Regions from separate parts of the Homo sapiens genome. Here region 1 is linked to region 2. Evidence: read pairs that join two places in POLR2A ChIA-PET (ENCODE). Cell type or tissue: PC-3. All regions are shown on one strand. Each heading gives the region's core, and the rest is flanking DNA. Links, peaks and the distances in the headings are about the cores only.

Region 1 (5,377 bases), core at 283-5,282, 290 kb before region 2:
TTCCATACCTGACCCCACACATCCCAGCAAATTCCATGCCTATCTCCTTCTAGAAAACACAGGATTACATTCCACATAATCCCCGCTCTACTACTCATAGTGACTTCAAGCCAAAACACACCAAAAACAAAACAGAACACTACGCACCTACTGAAATACTGGACTTTATCTCAGCTTCCCAGAAGACTACAATGCAAAAACAACTACTATTTAAGCATCTTTTTGCTCTTCCCAATTTCTAGGTTCCCATTTCTACTTATTTAAGTGTATGAGACCTAAATAACCACTGGTTTTTTTAAAGCAGTCCTTCTGGAGGGTTTCTACTTCTTCCAATAACCACAGTGAAACTAAAACATTTCGAAATCCTCCTTTGAAATTTCCTTTAAAGTCTATTTACAGGCCAGGCGCAGTGACTCTCATGCCTGTAATCCTAGCACTTTGGGAGGCTGAGGCAGGTGGATCACTTGTGCCCAGGAGTTGTAGAATAGCCTGGGCAACATTGTGAAACTTCATCTCTACAAAAAAAATTTTTTTTAATGAGCCAGGCGTGGTAGCACACGCCTGTAGTCCTAGCTACTCAGGTGGCTGAGATGGAAGGATTGCTTAAGCCCAGCAGGTCAAGGCTGCAGTGAGCTGGATCATGCCACTACACTCCAGCCTGGGCAACAGAGCAAGGCCCTGTCTCAAAAAAAATAAAATAAAATAAAGTTTACTCATAAACATACAGCAAAATCCATTGTTTAAAGTCTCAGTTCATTTTCTTAAACGGGAAAAAAATGACCAGCCTCAACACTATTCCCTTATACCAAGGACAGCTGACAGTGACTGTTTGTTCCTTTCAAAAATAAAATAAAAATAAAAACTCTTCACTACTCTATAAAGGACAAAGATTTGCCATCATTGAGAATATTCATAGGCCAAAGATTTATCTAGTTTATAAATAAAGCAATAAAAGGAAACTAGAATTCACTGTTTGTGGGCAATTATGTGCTAATAAGCACAGTATCAGGCAATTTTATCCCTTTTTAAATTTGTTTATTTTATATTTTTTAGAGATAGGGTCTCAGTCTGTTGCCCAGGCTGAAGTGTAGTGGTGCAGTCATAGCTCACTGCAGCCTTGAACTCCTGGGGTCAAGCAATCCTCCCACCTCAGCCTCCCAAGTAGCTAGGTCTAAAAGGTGCCACACCTGGCTAATATTTTTTAGAAGTAGGGTCTCACTACAGTGCCCAGGCTGGTCTCAAACTCCTAGGCTCAAGAGATTCAGCCTCTCAAAGTGCTGGGATTACAGGTGTGAGCCACCACATACAGCCTACCCACATTATTTTAATTGATCTAATACTTAAGAATCTTTCTCAAAACTGGTAACCAAACACATTAACATGAAGTTACATAAATATTTTTTAAAATGAGAATAAAGGGGAAAAAATACAAACAACTTTTTGTAATTCTATAAAAATTACACTTTATCAGAAGTTGTAAAAGCAAAATGCTAAAAAAAAAAAAAAAAAATACCAACTTTTACACTGAGCCATAACTGAAAAAGCCTAGATGGTTTCAAATTATCACGTTAAAACTCCAATTTAAATTGATACAATATTAAACTGGATATGTTAATTAATATCCATTAAATGCTTATCTCGCATGATGCTAAATTAAGCTCTATGCCAGTGCTTTACTCCTTATAGCAATAAGATTAATTTTACGCTTATTGATGTGCTATTTTTTCCTTCCAAGTGAAGCTGTTTTCTTAGCATTCCCTAGACAAGTGTCTCTAAAGTAAAATTTAATGTTTTGAAACTATCATATGGTTATTCCAAATATGCTAACATATGCTAACAAAATGACTACTTCTGTAATCTTTTTGTAACAACCTCCAATTATAAATGTTATATCTTATCTATGTATAACAACTTTTGACTATTCATAATCATTGAAGGGGGTAATGATGTTAACTAATGAAAATATATTTTGTTCAATATAGAAACATTGAAAATATAGGCATTATCATTAAATAAATTTTATTCTGAAGACTCAAAAAAAAAACATAGAGCTTACACAGATTATAATTTGTTTAAAGTCAAATAGAGCAAAGTTCAAATATGGACTCTACCAAATAATATCTTAGATAGGAAACTGAGGAATTCAGTCATTTACTCATAAATAAAGATAAATAACAGTATTATTCTTTATACAGCTGCTACGCAAGTTAAATGAGCTAAGATATAGAAAATATATACCAGAATATTTGCATAAGTATTCAATAAAAACATTAGCTATTATTCAATAGCTAATGAAAATGAACGAAAACATTCAATAAAAACATTAGCTATTATTGTAATAACAACATTTTTATATCAACATTTCCTTAACGACTGAGTTAACATTAAATGATATTAGGTACCACAGGTCAGAAAAAGTAATAATAAAGTAATTCAGCAGCTTTAAAAACATTTATACGTCAGGCATGATGCCTCACGCCTGTAATCCCAGGACTTTGGGAGGTCGAGGCGGGCAGACAGATTGAGTCCAGGAGTTGGAGACCAGCCTGGGCAACATGGCAAAACCCCATCTCGACTAAGATACAAAAAATTAGCCAGGTATGGTGGTGCACACCTGTGTCCTAGCTACTTGGAGGGCTGAAGCAGGAGGATCGCTTGAGCCTGGGAGGTCGAGGCTGCAGTGATCCCTGATTCTGCCACTGCACTCCAGGCTGGGCAATGGAGTGAGAACCTGTCTAAAAACAAAAAACACAAGCAAAAACATGTATAATATTTGCACACCCATGCTTATAGCAGCATTATTCACAATAGCCAAGGGATGGAAGCAACCCAAATTTCTAGCCACAGATGAATAGACCAAGAAAATGTGCTACGTACATACAATGAAATATTATTCAGCCTTAAAAAGGAAGGAAATCCTGTTACGTGCTATAACGTGGATGAACCTTGAGGATATTATGCTAACTGAAATAAGCCAGTGACAAAAAGACAAACAGTATATAAGTCCAATTACATGAGGTGTCTAAATAGTCATATTCATACAAATAGAAAGTAAAACGGTCACTGCCAGGGTTTAGGGAGAGGGGGAAAGGGAGAGCTGCTGTTTAATAGACAGAATTTTGATTTTGCAAGATGAAAAAGTTCTGGTAGACCGGATGCAGTGGTCATGCCTGCAATCACAGTACTTTAGGAGGCCGAGGTGGGCGAATCACTTGAGGTCAGGAGTTCGAGACCAGCCTGACCAACATGGTGAAACCCCATCTCTACTAAAAATATAAAAAATTAGCCAGGTGTGGTGGCGCACGACTGTAGTCCAAGTTACTCAGGAGGCTGAGGCATGAGAATCACTGGAAGGCAGGGGGCGGAGGTTGCAGTGAGCCGAGATCACACCACTTCACACCAACCTGGGTGACAGAGTGAGACTCCGTCTCAAAAAAAAAAAAGAAAAAGTTCTGGAATCTATTGCCCAACAATGGAGAAATACTTAATACTCCTAAACTGTATCCTTAAAAATGGTTAAGATAGTAAAGACAATAAATTTTATGTTATGTGTTTATCACAATAAAAAAATTATAAATAAAACTTTTTATATGTCTACACAAGATATATATGTAAGCAAATATATACAAACACATAAGTATATATACATACACATACACATATAGTGTAAAATAAAAAACCACTCCTTATTCATCTTATCTACTGGCAAGAAATATTATACTCTTGAAAACACACACAGTTCTAAGAGACAGGGTTGTTTTCCTTAAGTTTTGTAAAACAAACACATACCCTGATACTTACAATATTTATACAAAACTGTATTAGCACCTAAAATGTCCTGCCAAATAATAATAGCTTGGCTTGCCGGACGCGATGGCTCACACCTGTAATCCCAGCACTCTGGGAGGCCTAGGTGGGTGGATCATGAGGTCAGGAGACCATCCTGGGTAACACGGTGAAACCCCATCTCTACTAAAAATACAAAAAAAAAAATTAGCCGGGCATGGTGGCGGGCGCCTGTAGTCCCAACTACTCGGGAGGCTGAGGCAGGAGAATGGCGTGAACCTGGGAGGCGGAGCTTGCAGGGAGCCAAGATCCTGCCACTGTACACCAGCCTGGGTGACAGAGTGAGACTCCATCTCAAAAAAAATAAAATAATATAAAATAATAGTTTGGCTTTTCATAATGAACTAAGATCCACATTTTTTACCTCATAACATTGAGGAGAAATATCTCATTTGAGTTAATGTTTATTAGTGTGTTACTAAATATAATACATAACCTATTTAACTCTCTAATAAAGATGTAGGGTTTTTAATAATCCCAAAGTGTGTGGGACAAACAATGGAGGATGATAGTTGGGGCTCATTAAAGAAAGTATTTCAGGCAGGGCGGGGTGGCTCACGATTGTAATCCCAGCACTTTGGGAGGCCAAGGTGGGCGGATCAACTGAGGTCGGGAGTTCAAGACCAGCCTGGCCAACATGGAGAAACCCTGTCTCTACTAAAACTACAAAATTAGCCGAGCGTGGTGGCACATGCCTATAATCCCAGCTACTAGGGAGGCTGAGGCAGGAGAATCACTTGAACCTGGGAGGCGGAGGTTTTGGTGAGCTGAGATCGTGCCATTGCACTCCAGCCTGGGCAACAAGAGTGAAACTCCATCTCAAAAAATAAAAATAAAAATAAAAAAGAAAGTATTTCAACAATCCCTGATTTTGTCTGGTTAATCAAGATCAGGTCCAGATGATCTGTAAAGTTTCACAGAAGTACTTGATTTCAGTAATCAAGCTTCCTGAATATTAATTATTCCATCAGGGGAAAAAAAACAATAAATCTAAATTCAACAGTCATTTATATAAGTTAAAATGTACTCCAAAAACATGAAATTTGAAGTACTTTTAACTATAAGACATTCTATCATAAGTACAGTGCAGTATTACTAAGGGTTAGAACTACCTATTTCTTACACACTTCTATCCTATACATAGCAGGCAGTCAACAAATATTTGTGAAAGAATGTAATTTTGCAAACTTGGTCTTACCTCATTTCTCTCATCTACATCTTTGCATTTTTCAAGAAGAGCTTTCAGAGCAGGAATGTTTTCTTCCTCTACATAATTTATGACGCTCTGTGATATCAAAACTGACATTTTCACAGAAAGCTGCAATTAACTTTATTTGAATACCTGTTAAATTAGACAAAATACACATAATTTATAATTAGAAAAAATTAAGTTACTATTAAATACAATATCCTTCTTAACATTAACCTCATGCAAGGACACCTCCAGTGGCAGAAGTGAAGATACGACTTCCCACGGCTTCCATAGCTCAGGTGTCAAAAAGCTGCCGTGATGTCTCTTAGGTTCACACTC
Region 2 (5,377 bases), core at 302-5,301:
AGTGAGCTGTGATCGTGCCACTGCACTCCAGCCTGGGTAATAGAGAAAGATCCTGTCTCAAAAAAAAAAGGAAAACACAGAAAGGAGGCACACAGGATTCGGGGTGACAGCTATCTTGGGATAGCTCCCTGCAGCCCAGGGAAGCACTAGGGAGGGAATGGGATGGGGTAGGCCACACAGCTGATGTCAGCTCTTGCTAAGGCCCAGCTTTCAGGCTGGGTGGTGGTTTCACAGGTGACTATTCTGTTACTTTAAAATGTGATCTATTAGCACAGCTAGGGACGTAGGACTATGCCTGTAATAGCAAAAGTAATAAAATGCATCAAAGCCCAGGATTATAATTTCACCAGTTTTGTACCTGCCGTCTGTTAGGCTTTTTCCAGTCGGAGAGCATTCCTTGAAGGGGAAGGGCATGAGCAAAGGGAATGAGTCTGGTTGTACAGGGGACAACAGGGGAGCCGGACTCCTGGTACAGAGGGTGACCTGGGGGGGACCTGGGGTGGACCTGCATGCGAGGGGGACCTATGCTTTCTAGTGGCTCTGGTCAGCAGGTCAGGTGTGGGTGCTTGGAACCTGTCGAGCGCCGAAGGCCCAGCCCTGCGGTCTCGTGACCTTGCCCCTGCCCTCCCAGAGCAGAGTGCTCTGTGGCTCCATCCCCTGCAGAGAGCACAGGCTGGGTGAGAGTTGGGGCGCCGGGGTTGGGACTGCAGGTGGCACTGTCAGACAGGGTGGGACACAGGGGACTTGCCTTCTCTTGCAGTAATTTACCCACCCATAAGTGGGTACCTCTAATTCGGGTACCTCTGAATTGAGATACCTTTCACTAGAACAACTTAAACATTCCAGAACCAGGACAGATCCTATCAGGCCTGAGATTCTACTAGGTTCTAGAATATCTGCCGATTGTGAAGAAGGTGGAGGCTTGGATTCACAGTCACCAGGTAGTGTTCTGTCCACACACACACCCCCACTGACCCCCATCTCCAGGCATCTGCCCTGATGGCCTCCAGGGCCCCTTCTGTGCCTGCAGAGATGGCGGCCTGCTCTCTAGGTCAGGCCAGGTTCCCGGGAGCCGAGGTCTGGCTGTTATTCCAGGAGTGCCCAGCCCCAGAGCTGCCACCTCAGGCCCCTGGAAGTTCTGCAGCCTGAGCTGCCGTCCTCAGACCACTCTGCCTCTGAGCGTGCAAGAGGCTCAGGGCCTTTCCAGGCCTCCCAGAGCCAGGCAGCAGCAGGGAGCCAAGAGCAGCCTGTGGCTCCACTGTGGCAAAGGACAGCCTATTTAGGCTGAGAGTGGGCCTGAGAGATCACAAATCTTTTTTCTTTGCCCAGAACTTTTAATTTAACCCTGACTTAAAAGGGTGTTCAGGGAGCATCATGCTAGAAATCCCAAATACGATGAAAGAATCCCACAACAGAGGTGAACAGAGGCCTGTTCCCAGGTTCATCCCGGGAAGGTAGCAAGACAGCGCCCCCTTTGCCCAGCTCAGTGAAGGGCCGGGGCAGCTGATGTGGCCTGCGCACAGGGTGAGGCAGCAAGGGTAAGAGCTTCCAGAACTCCAGGGAAGGCAGCGGAAGAGGGAAACGTTCACAGAGCACCAAGAGGGGCGCAAGGGAGCTCAACTCTACTGCCAGAACCTGCAGTCAGGGGTGAGGAGGCCACAGCTGAGGCCTGCAGGGGTAGAGAATGTCTCAGCACACCATGGGCCCCCCACCAGTACACACTCATCCCCCTCTCCCTGAAAACATCCCCCACCCCGGGGGCCTGGCCCTCAGCAAGTTTTCTGGGACTCAGCTGTAGCCGTGGGAAAGGAGGCTAGAGGCATCCACAGGGAGGTCCAGGAAGAAGGCCTGACTCATTTGAGGTCAACCTCCTGCCACCTAATGGAATGGGGACCAAAGTCGGCATTTAGACCAGTTCAGTAAGAAAAATGAAGGAGAGCTCGCTGGGCACGGTGGCTCACACCTGTAACCCCAGCACTTTGGGAGGCCAAGGCGGGTGGATCATCTGAGGTCAGGAATTTAAGACCAACAGGGTGAAACCCCGTCTCTACTAAAACTAGCCAGGTGTGGCGGCACACACCTGTAATCCCAGCTACTCGGGAGGCTGAGGCAGGAGAATTGCTTGAACCCTGGAGGCAGAGGTTGCAGTGAGCCACTGCACTCCAGCCCGGGCAACAGAGTAAGACTCTGCCTCAAAATAATAATAATAATAATAACAATAATTTAAAAATAAAAAAAAGTGAAGGAAGGCAGCACGATGGCACAGTGCGTGGGCTCTGGGGCTGGCCAGCCTGAGTTTGTACCATGGCTCCTCCATCTAGGAGCTGGTGGCTTTGGGCAAGCTTCTGAATCTCCCTGTGCCATTTTCTCATCCACAAAGTGGTATACTACTAGCACCAGCCTGTGTAGCTTAAGTGGGTATTATGCAAAATATTGAGAATAAGTCCTGGTAGAAGAGTAGGTGCTGCACTTTTATCTGTGTGATTGTTATTCCTTGCTCATAAGAGTTTGAGGACAGAGGTTTGCACCAACCACACTACCATCTCCCTTCTCTGCCTCTCTACCCATCACGCAGCTGTGAGGACTGCAGCCCAGGGAGGTGAGTGGCAGTGCCCACGCCACTGCCTGGTCTTTTTCCTGGCTCAGCTTCTCCCACTCATGCCTGGAGCCATCTCACCCTCCACACACGCACCCTCATCTCTGCCGCTCTCCCTCCGGATCAGCTGAGAACGCTGAGTCATCGAGTACCCCCCACCCCTCCGAGCCTGCAATGTGTCAACAGCCAGCCCACCCGGGCTCAGCTCCCAGCCGCCTGAGTCAGCCCTGACTGAGCCTCTCCCCGGATCCTGTCTCACCGGCCTTCCCCTCCAGCTCCAGGCCCTGCTCTTCAGGTGGCTCAGCTCTTGACCAACCTTAACCCTCCAGAGTCATCACCCCATCATCTTTCCTCCGCTTTTTGTTCGAACCTCTTAAAAGTCTACGCTCTGGTCTACACCTCCAGCTTCTCTTATTTGTGACTCAGTTGCCTGCAATCTGAACTGTGCTCCACCCCGCCACGCCCCACTCCCTGAAACAGTCCTGCTTGCAGTCCTCTTTCCTCCTGTCACGGCTGCGTGCAGCTCTCTGGGTAACGGGCGATTGCACGAGGTTCCGTGGTCTCTCTTGCTTTCCTCCCACATCTTAGACTGTCTTCTAAGTCTCCCACTTCTTTCATTTGCCCCCTCCTTAGGGAAGGGTCTGTCTTTGGCCCTCTCTCCTTCCCCTCCTCACTCTCCTGGGATAATTCAAACGTCAACTGACTGAACCTCCACACATTTGCTGATGGCTCCCAGGATGCATCTCAGGATGAGACGTCCCCTCTAAGATCCAGCTCCCTTTTGGAGGTCACCACCTCGTGGCCTGCAGTCACCCTGAAACTTGAATGTCAAAAATAGAAATAATCATCTTTCCCCCAAATTTGCAACTTTCTCCCATTTCCTTACTCAGAAGGCCCCCCCAGCATCCTATCCCGTGTGGGATTCACTCTTGCTTTCTACCCCCCTCCACATTACTGAATCTATCCCCAAGTCCTGCTGATTTTACTTCCTAAACAATTATTCTCTTCATTCTTACTGTTACCCTAGTTTGGGCCTTAACATCTGTAGCTATTATGGTTCAAATCATGTCCATTTCTCCATATTTTCCTCAAACTTACCCTCCCCTCTGTAGCCAGAATGTTCTTCCTACAGCCCAGGCGTAAGCCACGCCACTCCCCTCCCCCTACCCAGGAGAACCGTGAGCTTCTGTGCAAGATGAGAGGCCCACATGGCCTTCCCATCCTCCCTGCATCATCTTCCCATCCTCCCTGCATCTTTCCCATCCTCCCTGCATCCTTCCCATCCTCCCTGCATCCTTCCCATCCTCCCTGCATCCTTCCCATCCTCCCTGCATCCTTCCCATCCTCCCTGCATCATCTTCCCGCCCCGCCTCCCTAGAGGGAAGAGCTCCAGTGACTGCTCCTAAGCTCACCCGCCCCACTGGCCCTTTCTCATCTCCCTGCCTGGCCTGGGGCTGTGTCCCTGGGGGATGGAGGAGTTTTCCTGTGCTAGCTCACTCCACCCAACACCCAGACCCCGAGGCTCAGCCTCCAGCCTGGCCCGGGCCCCACCTCCTCAGGGCACACTTCTTGGCCCCCCTGGTTGGTTGGGGTGAGTGAAGCCCCAGGGCCCCAGCCCTAATCCCTGGAGGAATCTCTATCCCCTTACTCTCCTTCTGTCTCGATGTCCATTTCCCTCAATAGATTCGGACTGGACCTAGCCTTTCTAGACTGGGGCCCCACAAGACCTAGCTCAGCCAGTGTTTGCCAGATAAAAGGATGAATGACTATGAGGTTCCTTCCAGCTCTGAGCGTGTTTGTCCTTTGTTGACTTTAGAAATCGTTAAAACTTTAAACTTGAAAGAAAGTAGGAGAGAAGTAAAGAAGGAGGAAGAATGAAGCCTGCACCGGAACCCATGCTCTGTAATTCTCAGCACTTCTCTCAGAGAGCTCCATTCTAAGCGGAGTGTGGTGAACACAGCTCCTCCTCTAGGGGTGGTCAGGGGCCAAGGTAGACCCTGCTGAGGGCTAAAAACAGTGAACTAAGAATCAAGTTCCCCTACTGGCCTTCCCATACAGCTTCAGGAAACAGGTTCGATTATCTTGGCATCTATTTCCCAGGTATAAAACAGAAGTCACATTTCCATTTTGCGATTTATTGAGCAGATACTTCCCATAGGTATGTGGCTGCATATCCAATATGTCAGAAAGCAAAACACAAAAAACATTAAAAATAAGAAAGCAGAACTGCAGATTTATTCTAGCAGTGGAGCAAAGATAAATTTCTGGCTCTTGAAAAATTGAGCTTGTCATCAGACAAAATAGTTGGGTCTGAATAAATAAATGTTTATGCAACAAAATATAGCAAAAGATGTATTAAAGGAAAACAACAGAATTGAGAAAAATATATCACCAATCTAACTGCAAATGATTAAAATTGGTAGAAATGTATAATGTGCAGGTCTAGATGCCTTTCCAGGAAGTGAGCAAAGGATGAGTTCAACTGGTTTGCTCAGGAGCCATTGTCACAGCCCAAGGGAGCCACAGTGTGGCCTAGAGTGAGCCCAGCTTCAGTAATAATTCAGAGTCCACACACCCAACTTGCTTGATGAGCCTGTGCCTCTCCCTTCTTATGGAAAATGGATATTTATATGGTTTGGCTGTGTCCCCACCCAAATCTCATCTTCAATTTCCACGTGTTGTGGGAGGGACCCAGTGGTAATTGAATCATGGGGGCGGGGCTTTCTCGTGCTGTTCTTGTGATAGTGAATAAGTCTCACGAGATCTGATGGCTTTAAAAAG

Evidence for each region. ChIA-PET counts read pairs that join two places held together with the same protein. Peaks named below come from ENCODE experiments on the same cell type or tissue, not always from the same donor. Only the 100,000 strongest peaks of a DNase experiment are listed, where the experiment ranks them.
Region 1: POLR2A ChIA-PET joins it to region 2 with 5 read pairs; 2 of 35 experiments call an interaction of 5 or more read pairs at or near these places.

The regions. Positions count from the first base shown.
Region 1 is chr2:8,821,942-8,827,318 of GRCh38, forward strand. It overlaps KIDINS220 (kinase D interacting substrate 220), which reads right to left. Exons shown (of 30, transcript NM_020738.4): 2 at 5,045-5,188. The coding sequence starts at 5,152. Among named protein-coding and RNA genes, the nearest start is that of KIDINS220, 13 kb to the right of the region's middle. In PC-3, for the core only: no CTCF peak of the experiment used is centred there; no DNase peak of the experiment used is centred there.
Region 2 is chr2:9,109,525-9,114,901 of GRCh38, forward strand. LOC105373414 (a long non-coding RNA gene) reads left to right here. Exons shown (of 6, transcript NR_187861.1): 6 at 1-335. LOC105373416 (a long non-coding RNA gene) reads left to right here and starts at 890. Exons shown (of 3, transcript XR_922772.4): 1 at 890-941. RefSeq lists an enhancer at 2,708-3,235. In PC-3, for the core only: CTCF peaks have their summits at 1,471 and 5,125; DNase peaks (open chromatin) are centred at 1,857 and 2,897; H3K4me3 peaks cover 876 bases; H3K27ac peaks cover 4,417 bases.